Regions from separate parts of the Homo sapiens genome. Here all the other regions are linked to region 1. A link is an interaction called in ENCODE POLR2A ChIA-PET data of the cell type or tissue named here. Cell type or tissue: CD4-positive, alpha-beta T cell. All regions are shown on one strand.

Region 1 (4,000 bases):
CATGTGTTAGCATACTGAGCACAGCTCTGTGGGCCTCTGCATGTGTGGGAAAAGCCTTAGCAAAAACTGCAAATGAGTGTTTCTCATCTTTCTCTTTCAGACAGCCCACCTGAGGATATTGACCATAAGGACTCATATCTCATTACAAGAAGCATCATGGCCGAGCCAGACTACATAGAAGATGACAATCCTGAACTCATTAGGCCTCAGAAACTGATCAATCCTGTAAAAACCTCCCGGAACCATCAAGATCTTCACAGAGAACTTCTTATGAATCAAAAAAGGTAAAATGGTTTCTTGAGCATATTTTTTTTTTAAGAGGACTTTTAAGATCATGATATCTAATTTTAATTGTATTTACAGAGGCTTCAAAGAGTCTTTGATTTCTTGCACTTTGTTAAGGCTTTCTTATTCCTTCTCACATCCTAGAACCGGGTTACCCCTCCGTGAGGCAGATCCCCTGCAGGTGGCCATCACTGTGGTGGCCAGCAGTGCTTCCAGACTCCTGCAGTCACGGGTTCCCTTCTGAAATGGATGTGTATTTCCAAATTCGGATGGAAGAGGCTGGATTAAAGATAGAAGAGAATGTCCTAAGTAGAAGAGAAATATGTTCTTAAATTTAAAATCTCTGAATTTTCTCCTTACACTGGGGAAGGTGTAGGAATCATGTAATTGCCGCCTACTCCGGCATTTGTCAGTAGTGGGGAGAAGTCTCTAGAACCATATTAGACTTAATAGATAGGACACTCATGTTTTTGTTTGTTTGGGGGTAGCATTTTAAAAGATTATTATCATAGTCTTTATTATTAATTATTTTGGAGGACAGGAAAGCATTTACCTTCTATCTACTTTGCAAACTCCATCTGTGCCATAAATCATTATGGATGTTGGGTTGCTATACTCTGCTTTTTAAATAATTTGGGCAGGACAGGAGACTAGGAGAACTGAGGATGAAAGGCTATTTTTTTCAATTTAAGAACTAGGAAGCTTCATTTAGGATTATTTTCAGATCTCGTAGGACTATAGATGACTCATTTGCCCACTCTTTGCTAAGCCCTGGTGAAAGGTCTCCCACTGAACTGAAAGATACGCAGATCAAGTTTAGCATTAGGGTAATTTTTTGCAGGGAGGCCTAGTTAAACAAATGTTTTAAAGAGGATCAAGGGGCATTTTTATGGCAATTCTCTTTCCTGAGTACACTCCAGCTAGAAAAAATGACTCCTATCTATCCCAGGAATTATTTGTAAATACGTTTCTCCCTCTAGAGTGTGAGAATGTGGCTTACTCCTGTTTTATCCCCAGCATATTAGTAGGAAGCTGTTGGATTAATGTATATTAAATTGAATGCAAATAAGATTTTAGCTTCCATCTGCCTTTGTCACACAATAGAAGAAAGAATATATGAATTTGGTATTATTATGGCCAAAGCAAAATGAGACTATCAAGTTCCTAAAATAGACCACAGAATTTAGAAGCCATCCTATCCTGCCTGGGAAATCATGTCTTCATTTTGGTGGAAAGCTCGTCAGTTTAGTAGGCTCCGAAATAGAATAGCAGTTGTCACTCAAAGATTTTCAGATTATCTTCACCTCTTTGGCCTCAGTTCCCTTATCTATAAAGTGTAAGGTAGGAGACTTAGCTGTTCTCTAAGAAACATTTTAGCTCAAATTTTTTCTTCTAGGAAAATCTATGAAAGGGCTCCAAGTCAGAATAAAGGTCAGAGTAAAACCAACATTTGCAGAATAAGTGTTCTCTAAATTATAGGCTATGAATTATTCTGCAAAAATATATTTAGTAGTTTGGGTCATTGCTGTAAAACCTACAGATTTGTGCAGTTGAGTCTGTTTCCACATTTTTTAGAGAAAGGGCTTCCATTCTGTCTGTCTTTGTCTGGCCTGTTCTTCTCCTTGTTTGCCCAGCTCAACTAACCTGAGACAATGCTGGGTTTCCCTAAAGTACTATGGTGTAGAGAGGATGTGGGCTTTGAGGTCAGAGAGAAATGATATGAATCTTGGTTTTACCAGAACTTAACTTTACCTACCTTATGATCTTGGCCAAGGTATCCCCTCTTGAGATCTGTTTCTTCATCTATAAAGTGGGAGATAATAGTATTTTTCTTATAAAAATTAAAGTAGGCTGGGCACCGTGGATCACGCCTGTAATCCCACCACTTTGAGAAGCCAAGGCAGGTGGATCCACTGAGGTCAGGAGTTTGAGACCAGCCTGGCCAACCTGGCGAAACCCTGTCTCTACTAAAAATACAAAAATTAGCCGGGCTTGGTGGCACATGCCTGTAATCCCAACCACTCGGGAGGCTGAGGCAGGAGAATTGCTTGAACATGGGAGGTGGAGGTTGCAGTGAGCCGAGATTGTGCCAGTGCATTCCAGCCTGGGTGACAGAGCAAAACTCTGTCTCTAAAAAAAAAAAAAAAAAAAAAAAACCAAAACTTAAAGTAAATAATAGCGTGTATGAAAATGCTTAACATAATAAGTGATCACTTAGTCACATCTATCTTCCACTTCCTATGTGACAACAACTGGAATTTCCTATTGCTTTTTCTCCCTTTTCTTTGAAGGATTTTGGTCTGGTTGGAAATACATTAAAAAAAAAAAAAAGAAAAGGCAGATTTCAAAATGAAATGAAAATATATCTCATCTTATCTCTTAAGAGTTTTCAAGGTAATACCAAACTTGTTAGAAATACAGTGATTTTAAAGTGAGAATTTCTCAGTTTCTTTCCTTTTATTCATCTTTTATTTTGTATACTTTTTAGAGACTGGGGTTTTTATTTCTAAATTTTAGTGCCAAACTATAGGATACATCACATCAATACTGTGTGTGTTTGGTTAATGAATAACCAGTCTTGATTACTGCATGGTATTGTAATAAAAATCCATTTGCTTTTCTGTAGTTTATAACAAGTCTTCCTACATTTTGTCTCATCTGGTGCTCTTTCTAATAGCCCAGTGTGTGTTATCTTCAGGTTACCCTCACTCAGGTGAGTAATCTCAAGGTGACTGGTTTAAGGAATCATCTCAAGATTACATAATAGTTTTTTGAAATAGTGTTTAGAAATAAAAGCAAGTTTATGTGGAGACTTATACCTTTGCTACGCATAGCTACAAATTTAGCTCAAAGCTCTATGGCAGTTCAGTTTTTCCAGTTACATTTCAGAGATTATGTGTTACAGGCTGAGAACAAGAACTTAAGAGAACAAGTACCCACAGGTCTTCTAACTGCGAAACCTATGCTCTTTCTAGTGTGTAATCCTATTCCTCTATTTACTGTCTTTGGAACCCAGCTTAGTTTCAGGTTAAAAGTCTTTGAAGCCTCTAGGTCTGACGGTTAAAACCTTGTGTCAGGTTCTCACTTTCCACAGGTGTTTTCAGTAGTATAAAAAGGCAGATTTCAAAAGGCTTTTTTTTTTTTTTGGTTAAAAGATTACTATTGAAGGGATCTTTAAAAAAACAATTAAGAAGGGCTGGGTGTGGTGGCTCACGCCTGTAATCCCAGCACTTTGGGAGGCCGAGGCGGGTGGATCACGAGGTGAGGAGATCAAGACCATCCTAGCTAACACGGTGAAACCCCATCTCTACTAAAAATATAAAAAATTAGCTGGGCGTGTTGGTGGGCACCTGTAGTCCCAGCTACTCAGGAGGCTGAGGCAGGAGAATAGCGTGAACCCGGGAGGCGGAGCTTGCAGTGAGCTGAGATGGCGCCACTACACTCCAGCCTGGGTGACAAAGCGAGACTCCGTCTCAAAAAAAAAAAAAAATTAATATTTCTGATATTATTTAGAGAGATAGATTCTGTGCTCTACAAAGATTACTTTTTAGAATAAATAGGTCAGTTACTTAAACATATCCCTAAAATTGGTTCTTTGGCTTGTATATTTTGAAGTCAGTGGCTTCTTGTTCCTGGTTTTTAGCTGACATTCTTTTGGCATGCTTTACTAGTTGAATAGTTCCTCAATAAATACTTGCTGCTGTACAACATGGAA
Region 2 (4,000 bases), 320 kb before region 1:
CAATTCTACATTTTTAGAAATGATCTGCTAAAGATTTTATACAAAAGCTACTAAAATTTCATAAGTAGAACATGAAGTATAATGATCTTTAGAAGCAAGAATATAGAAAACAAGAAATGAATGACTATAAGAGATCACTTTCTGTTTAAAATTGTAATGTTCAGAGCCCATATTCTTCACAAAGAAAGCAAAAAGCACACGTACTGAATAAGAGAAATAAAGCTCTCAAAAATATCCATGTTTAAAAAAAAAAGTTCAAAAGATGAGAGTCTTTTGGGGCTCTGAGAGTCTAGGACAGGTGTCCTGTCTTCATGCTATCCAGAACTTCCCCATTCAAAGTACTTGCCACATTTTAACGTAATTATCTTGTTAATTCTGTGACATCAGAAACCATGTCTTATTTATCTCTATTTATTCAACCTTCAATACAGTGTGGCTTAAACAGTAATCAATACACATTTATTGAATGAAAAAAATGCCTATGCAAAAACTGCAGAAAGACAAATTTATAGAACACTTGAAAATTTCCAATTTCTTTAATCTAGTGTTCAGTTTTTAAAAGTACATAAGGCAATTCTCTGCCTCAGAGGCAACTTCAATGCCCAGAACCTTGTGTGAAACTCTATCCTGCAGAGCAAAGGCATAAAAGCACACCAATACATTTGCATAATGACCTGTAAAAACTATAACTTTTCTGTTTAGATGTTAAGATCTAAGGTGAAGAAATAAGCACAAATATTTTCTAAAACTGCACATGTAATTCCTACATAAACCTTAATTACACAAAATTAAGGCAAAGAGATTCATAAATGTCAATTTAACCTGGTAATTTAAAATGTTTCCGATCGAAACAGCTGAAGGTACACCATATTTAATTTTATGTTCTCTTGGCTTTTTTTTTTTTTTGAGACGAAGTCTCGCTGTCACACAATCTGGAGTGGAGTGGCGCGACTTTGGCTCACTGCAACCTCCACTTCCTGGGTTCAGGCGATTCTTATGCCTCAGCCTCCCGAATAGCTGAGATTATAGGCACCAACACCATGTCCAGCTAATTTTTGTATTTTAATAGAGACAGGGTTTGGCCATATTGGCTAGGCAGGTCTCGAACTCCTGACCTCAGGTGGTCCACCCGCCGCCCCCCCGTCAGTGTCCCAAAGTGTTGGGATTACAGGCGTGAACCACCACACCTGGCCTCTTGGCATTTCATCAAATATATACATATAAAAATGATCATTACCTTACTAAATTATTTACAAATACAATTTTATCGCCTAAGGTACTTTAAAATACAATGTTACCTTTTACTATATAGTGACTTTGTACTTCCTTTAATTAAGCCAGTAAGATAAACCCCATATACTTACCCAAGAGCATTTTTTTGCTTTTCTCCAAAATCAAACGGGACAGTAATAACTACATCATTTGCATCTGAGCCCAATACAGAATGTGCCGTTTCTGCATATTAAAAAATATAAAATTCTGATGACAGAAGAAAATGACAAGTGATACTTTCTGAGGTTTATTAATTTATGACAAAGATCTCACTTAACATATTTCCCAATACACTTGCTTGCCCACCCCGCCCCCGTGTCAATTTTCTTCTCTGCGCTCTGAAATCATGCAGCACTTCTTGTGGTTTTGGTGATATATTTGGACACAGAATTAGCTTTCCAAACAGCCTGGCTCTTAGGCTTCAGTATCAACCATCTTCTGAATTAGACTGACTCCATGGAGAATAAGCTCCTAACGCATCCATGTGAAGACACAACGTCATAATGTTAGTTCTCTACATTTAAAGCCTGCCTTCCAACCCCCAAGTTCTTAACATCATTACAGGGCTGAAGGAAGCCTTATAAACAATCTATTCCAGAATTTCCCAAATTGTTCGACAGAATACCACTCAGCTCAGAGCCTCCGTCTGAACTGCTGATAAAATCAGACCTACTTAGTCTGCCTAAATTATTGTTCACAGTATACTGTCGATCTTGAAGTGCCACTATTCACCAAGCTTACTCGGCCACTAACTATGTTTGGAAAACTCTTATTTGGCCTAATTCATTTATATGACTTATAGGGAAATCACAGTCAGGTAAGGCAAGTCATTTAACCACGGGCACATACCCAGTTAGTGCCCCAACCAGGTCGACAGTTTATATGTCCTTACTTATCTGTGCAATCACTCTGCTTCTCCCAAGATCTAAAAATACCTCTAACTTTTTTTTTAAGGTCAACTTTCAAAAGATCATTAAAGGTAACTATTATATATCTTTTGCTAAATACCTTTCATTTTACTAAATATCAGTCTGGCAACATCTTCTGGGTTAACAAATTTTGTTTCTTCTCCAGTATCTATTTCATATCGTAATTTCCCATTTTTTTCAATGACCTATAAAATAAATTACAATTATGCTAAATAAATAATTTTTAATAAAAATGCAAAGTTTCAAATCAACATTCCATGTTATCACCTTGGTAATTACTCTATGTAACAGGGAAGCAATAACAGAACCATACTCACTAAACATTTACTTTCCGCGATGTATTTCTGAGCTTGTGGATCACTGGAGCTGTCCATAAAGAAAGATAAAGATAGCTAAGTATTAAAATCAGTATTGTAGATATATAAAGTTTAGAGAAGACTGTATTTCACAATATCACTGAACAAATACTAAAATATTAACAAAGTTATTAAGCTGCTTAATACTAAAAGTCTTCAAATATTACAGAAGATAGAAATGGAGTATTTATAAGGGTTATAGTAATTCTACTAAAGTACTGATCTTTGCATTTGAAAATAAATAGCTTTCTTGTTCTGGCTGTGCTATTAATAGGTGCTATATATTTTGAGGTGACTTTTCATAATATCCATGATTTTGTATCATAGTTTCACACCTATGATTCTGAAGACCCAACCACTGAGATGAGAAAGTTGCAAACTAAAGGCAAACCAAACTAGCTAAGACCATCTTCGTTGCTTGGTTTCTGAACACACACCAACTCCAGAAACCAAAAGGTTGAGCAAAACTATGAATGTTGTTTATAGAAAGGTGCAGAGTACTATGCATATGCATATATATACAGATATAAGCAACTTATGCAGACTACAAAATGTTTTCACGTACATTATCTCACGTTATCCTCACAACACCTAAGTGGGGTGTGTTTGGCAGGTATTATTTTAGAGATAAAGAGCTTCAGAGAGGGACAATAACTTATAAGCTAACAAGGGGCAGAGTCAGTACGTGAGCCTAGGTCTTCTCTATCACGCTACTATTATTCATACTTTAGCAGGCTGCCTCCCACTCATCTTGTAAATGATCACAGTTCTTCTGTCCCTTGAGCGGGATAGAAATCTCTGATTCTTGGCTTAATGTCATCTAGAAATTAAGATAAAATAGACTAGTATCCTTTCATTAAACCCTTCTTCCAAGGAGCTGTGACTATTCTATTTGTTTAATAAGAGAAGTTGAAAATTAATAGTGGCTAATTGCTGAAGGGTTAGAGCATCTGGAGACCTTAACTTGTTAAGAGGCAGACAAACGGGGTTTAAAATGGACTAATTTGGCTTAGAACTCTGGAATACTTGCAGGTTCCTCATACTTCCTTCTCTGTCACCTAAAATATCAATAGGACAAGAGGTAAGTAGCTTGCCCAAAGTCACACAGCTAATCAATGGCATAACTGGCTGGCATTCAGAACTTCAATACAAAGTTTAGTATTCTTTCCATTAAACTCTTTGCTTCTTCCTTTTCCTAAACTCAGTATTTAATATTAACTATATCCCAAACACTTTAAGAATAGGAAAAATAGATAAAGTGTGCTCATAGCGGGTTTTGCACCAATATTAGAATTTCAGCATGACACTTACTAGTTCTGTTTTCTTTAGAATTTAAGTCAACCAGAACAATTTATACTGTTGTGCGTAGGTTGTCTACCACCCAGACAAGAGAATTTGCCAGGAAGGATATTTTACAGAATTTACAGAACTCTTAAGAAATGG
Region 3 (4,000 bases), 55 kb before region 1:
GTTTGGTTTGGGACGAGCCTGGTCCAGGTGTAATTAGTAACAGAGGCTTCCTCCTTACTCAGCAATGACTGCTGTGGTCGACAATTAATATGGTCACCCTACTCACGAGTACTTGGTTGCAGAGAAGTATTTGTTATGTGTATGAGTGAAGATCCTGACCAAAGATTTGACCACACAAGGTTCTGTGGTGAGTCCATGGTTTACCTGTCTCATGGGCGGAGCTTGGCTGCCTCTCTTTGTGTACTTGTTATTTGAATTCCAAAGAACGTTCTGCGCCACACTTTTCAGAGCTCTTTTCTCCCAGTGTGTGTTTTAGATGGCCGTCTGTTTTGTCATTGATAAGCTAATTCTGTAAACCTCAGGGCAGCTGCACATGCAGCATCTGTAATTGCACCTCTGTAATTGGCTGGAGTGCTCGAGAGACTGTACTTGCTTTTCCTGGCGCCCCCCAGGGTCCGTGGCTTCACCTAAAGGCTTGGTGGCAGGGACTGGTGAGAGAGGGAAGAGGAAGAGAGGAGGGAGAGGATTCTTGGTCTTCTACTCATCAGCCTGGTTGACAGGGGCTGGGAAAGTCTGATTCTTAGTTGACTGCCGGGAAGATGGGGCTTGCGAGAGTGGAGGGGGCTGAGGTGGGGTCCAGGTGTTACTAGTGGAGGGTGTCCAGGTTCTTGGCATTTTGAACAAAGAATTGGACAAAACGCACAAACAAAGCAAGGAAAGAATGAAGCAACAAAAGCAGAAATTTATTGAAAACAAAAGTACACTCTACAGGGTGGGAGCGGGCTGGGCATAGGGGCTCAAGAGCCCGGTTACAGAATTTTCTTGGGTTTAAATACCCTCTAGAGGTGTCCCTTTGGTTACTTGGTGTACACCTTGTGTAAATGAACTAATGGCTCACTATTGGTCTGATTGGTTATTTGAATCAGCAAGAGGGGAGCAATCAGAGGCTGAAGCGAAGTTACAAAGTTACACCCTGTGCCAACATCTGATTGGTTGCAGGAAGCAACCAATTACAGGCTGAAGTGAAGTTACAAAGTTATACTCCTGTGCAAATGAAGACTTGGCCTGTGACCAGCCTGATTGGTTGGAAGAGGGGACCAAGCAGAGGTCCTTTCAGTTTCACCTGCCATGCAGAAAAGGTGGGGGTTGCAAGGGGAGTGGCCTCCGGTCCTTTTGTTACATAGGTGTGGAAAGTTGGGGTTATCCTTTTGATTTAGTTCTAGGAAGTCAGTGTGAATCGGCCTTAGGTTCCCTGCCTCCAGCCCCTATTCTCCTGCCTCACAGGGTCCGTATCTTGGAGCTGTTTATAATTGTAGGGAGAGCACTGCACGTGTGTTCCTGGTTTTCTTTTGGTGTGGTTTCTCCATCCCTTTTGGGAGGAGTTGATGCACTTCCTTGAATTTCTGCACCAACTATTTTATTTGGATCACAGCATCTTACAGGCTGTTGTCATGTTTTGAGACTTTTTTGTTTATGGTGAAAATGGAGCGAAAGACTCTGAGTGCCGAGGGCCATGGGGTGCGAAAGCATAATTCTCATCGGCAGCTGGACCTCGGAGGTCCTTTTCCACCTTGGGGTTTTCCCCTGGTCACTTGGTTATACACTGCGTTTTTCCATATCTGGTTGGCAACTCTGAGGACAGGGACCCTTGGCATCCTCATCTTTGTGTCTCTTTAGGGTCCTATAGGGCTTAAGTGCTTCTTCCTGAGTCATTGCTGCTACTCAGCTGAGACACCAACGAGCTACCCAGATCAGACCCAGAGTGTTGCTGCTTATTTAGGTGGCAGCCTCAGGGCTGGGCATCAGGAGGGCCTGTCTTGCTTGGTCCCTCCATCAGTCTTTCTTTCGGACCCAGTATGTCTCAGCATCTGGATCTGCCGGAGTAGCTAGGAACTCCTACTGAAAGGCAGTGTTTATTTCTGTGTTGGTGTCATTTTAGTCCCACACTTCCTGAACTCAAAACCCTCTTTCCTAAGACTTGCCATGAAACACTCCTATGAACAACGGTGACCACGAGTCCCTTTCGGGGAGAGTGTCGTTTTGTACTTTGTATTGTGTCCCAGGCCCTGGATCCTGAGGGGTGGCCTTGGGTCTAGGAGAGCGCTCAACAGGGTTCGCCTATAGAAGATTCTTCCGGTGAATGGACGAACTTGTGGCCTTGTCCAGTGGTTTCTTTTCCTTTTTCCCTGTAGTTTCCTTCCACTGTCAACTTTTCCCCCTCCTTCATAGCAGCAGGTGTTGGCAAGGACGTGCCCAGATTAGTTAGGCCCAGCCTCTTCTTCTTCCTCCGTCCCCACCCACCTTACCTTTAGGACTGGGGTGGGGTGATGTGTCTGGCCACAACTTCCGCGACCACTTTTTAAAAAAATTAAAAATGGAGAGCCACGCCACATGCTTGTGACTTCCACAGGTGAAAGAATACTCAGCTCTAGAAGGGCGGAGGTGAGTGGGTGGTGACTTCCCGCTAAGGTGAGCTTGGGTCCTGTTTTCAGAGTTCTGTGGTCTGTGCTGCGGTCCTGCGCTTCATGTCATCTGTCACTAAGGTGCAGCAGCAGCTACTTTCCCTGCAGTATCTTCATCTCCGACTCTGCCCCGCGAGGGCCCTGACTCTCAAATAAGACACAGGCTGTCCTGTTAGCCAAGCAGAAGGGATATGTCCTCTTCTCTCTCCCTGGGTAACTTCTGCCAGATGAAGAATTTTCCTCCTTCTGGTTTCTTTAGTTGGAGAAATAGTAATAGTATGATTTATCAGGCTCTGGAATGAGACTGCCGGGCCCACCTTCCAGGTCTGCCGTTTACCAGCTTTGGCTTTCTTTCTTTCTTTTCTTTTTTTTTTTTTTTTTTGAGACAGAGTCTCACTGTTTTGCCCAGGCTGGAGTGCAGTGGCGCGATCTCCGCTTACTGCAGCCTCCACCCCGCTGGGTTCAAGCAATTCTCCTGCCTTAGCCTCCCAAGTAGCTGGGATTATAGGGGCACGCCACTCTGCCCGGCTAATTTTTGTATTTTTAGTAGAGATGGGGTTTTGCCATGTTGGCCAGGCCGATCTCGAACTCCTGACCTCAGGTGGTTCACGTGCCTTGGCCTCCCAAAGTGCTGGGATTATAGGCGTAAGCCACCATGCCCGGCGAGTTTCGTCTTTCTTATCAATAAAATAATAGTGCCTCCTTCATAGAGTTATACAGTAATAAAGTTGGTGTAAGAGTAGTGTGCCTCCATGGAATAAGTACTCAGTACAACGTTAAAACATGTGGGTAGGCTGGGTGTGGTGGCTCACGCCTGTAATCCCAGCTCTTTGGGAGGCCGAGGGGGGCAGATCACAAGGTCAGGAGATCGAGACCATCCTGGTTAACATGGTGAAACCCTGTCTCTACTAAAAATACAAAAAATTAGCCGGGTGTGGTGGCAGGCGCCTGTTAGTCCCAGCTACTCGGGAGGCTGAGGCAGGAGAATTGCTTGAATCCAGGAGGCGGAGGTTGCCGTGAGCAGAGATTGTGCCACTGCACTCCAGCCTGGGCAACAGAGTGAGACTCTGTCTCAAAAAAAAAAAAAAAAAAAGAAAAGAAAAAACAAAAACAAACATGGGTATGTGGTTGCAATAACTTACACTTCGATGCTCTGGTACTGTTTTTAGAAAGACCATTATTTATCTCCCAGAGGTGTGGTCACAGTTTATTATCTAATCAGGATTAGAGTGAATTGTTTGAAAACTTAGTGTATATTTACGGGGATAGCAAAGAAGGATATTTGAAACTGAAGTATCCTAGCAACCTTGGATCCCTTTGGTAACCCATGGCAAACAGGCTGCTGCTGCTATTCTCTATGGTTGAAGACAGGGTTTTATTCTTATGTGCCATAACTGGGAGTGTCAACTTTTGTCACAAAGAATGTGTCAACAATATGCCAAAGTTGAAACTGTCAACTTGGGCAAGCATCCTATACAATTTTAAACAATACCAAATTCTGTACAGCTGTCTCCTTATGATAAATGGGCATTGATTTT

What was found. Peaks named below come from ENCODE experiments on the same cell type or tissue, not always from the same donor. Only the 100,000 strongest peaks of a DNase experiment are listed, where the experiment ranks them.
Region 2: POLR2A ChIA-PET joins it to region 1 with 5 read pairs; 8 of 35 experiments call an interaction of 5 or more read pairs at or near these places.
Region 3: POLR2A ChIA-PET joins it to region 1 with 5 read pairs; 7 of 35 experiments call an interaction of 5 or more read pairs at or near these places.

Annotation. Positions count from the first base shown.
Region 1 is chr10:14,526,616-14,530,615 of GRCh38, reverse strand. FAM107B (family with sequence similarity 107 member B) reads left to right here. Exons shown (of 5, transcript NM_031453.4): 3 at 101-284. Among named protein-coding and RNA genes, the nearest start is that of MIR1265, 92 kb to the right of the region's middle. In CD4-positive, alpha-beta T cell, no CTCF peak of the experiment used is centred here; a DNase peak (open chromatin) is centred at 1,965.
Region 2 is chr10:14,847,176-14,851,175 of GRCh38, reverse strand. HSPA14 (heat shock protein family A (Hsp70) member 14) reads right to left here. Exons shown (of 14, transcript NM_016299.4): 4 at 2,519-2,567; 5 at 2,281-2,386; 6 at 1,365-1,455. Among named protein-coding and RNA genes, the nearest start is that of MSANTD7, 11 kb to the right of the region's middle. In CD4-positive, alpha-beta T cell, no CTCF peak of the experiment used is centred here; no DNase peak of the experiment used is centred here.
Region 3 is chr10:14,581,931-14,585,930 of GRCh38, reverse strand. All of the region lies in intron 2 of FAM107B (family with sequence similarity 107 member B), which reads left to right. Among named protein-coding and RNA genes, the nearest start is that of MIR1265, 150 kb to the right of the region's middle. RefSeq lists an enhancer at 2,631-2,690. In CD4-positive, alpha-beta T cell, no CTCF peak of the experiment used is centred here; DNase peaks (open chromatin) are centred at 151, 1,090, 1,768 and 2,490; H3K27ac peaks cover 3,330 bases.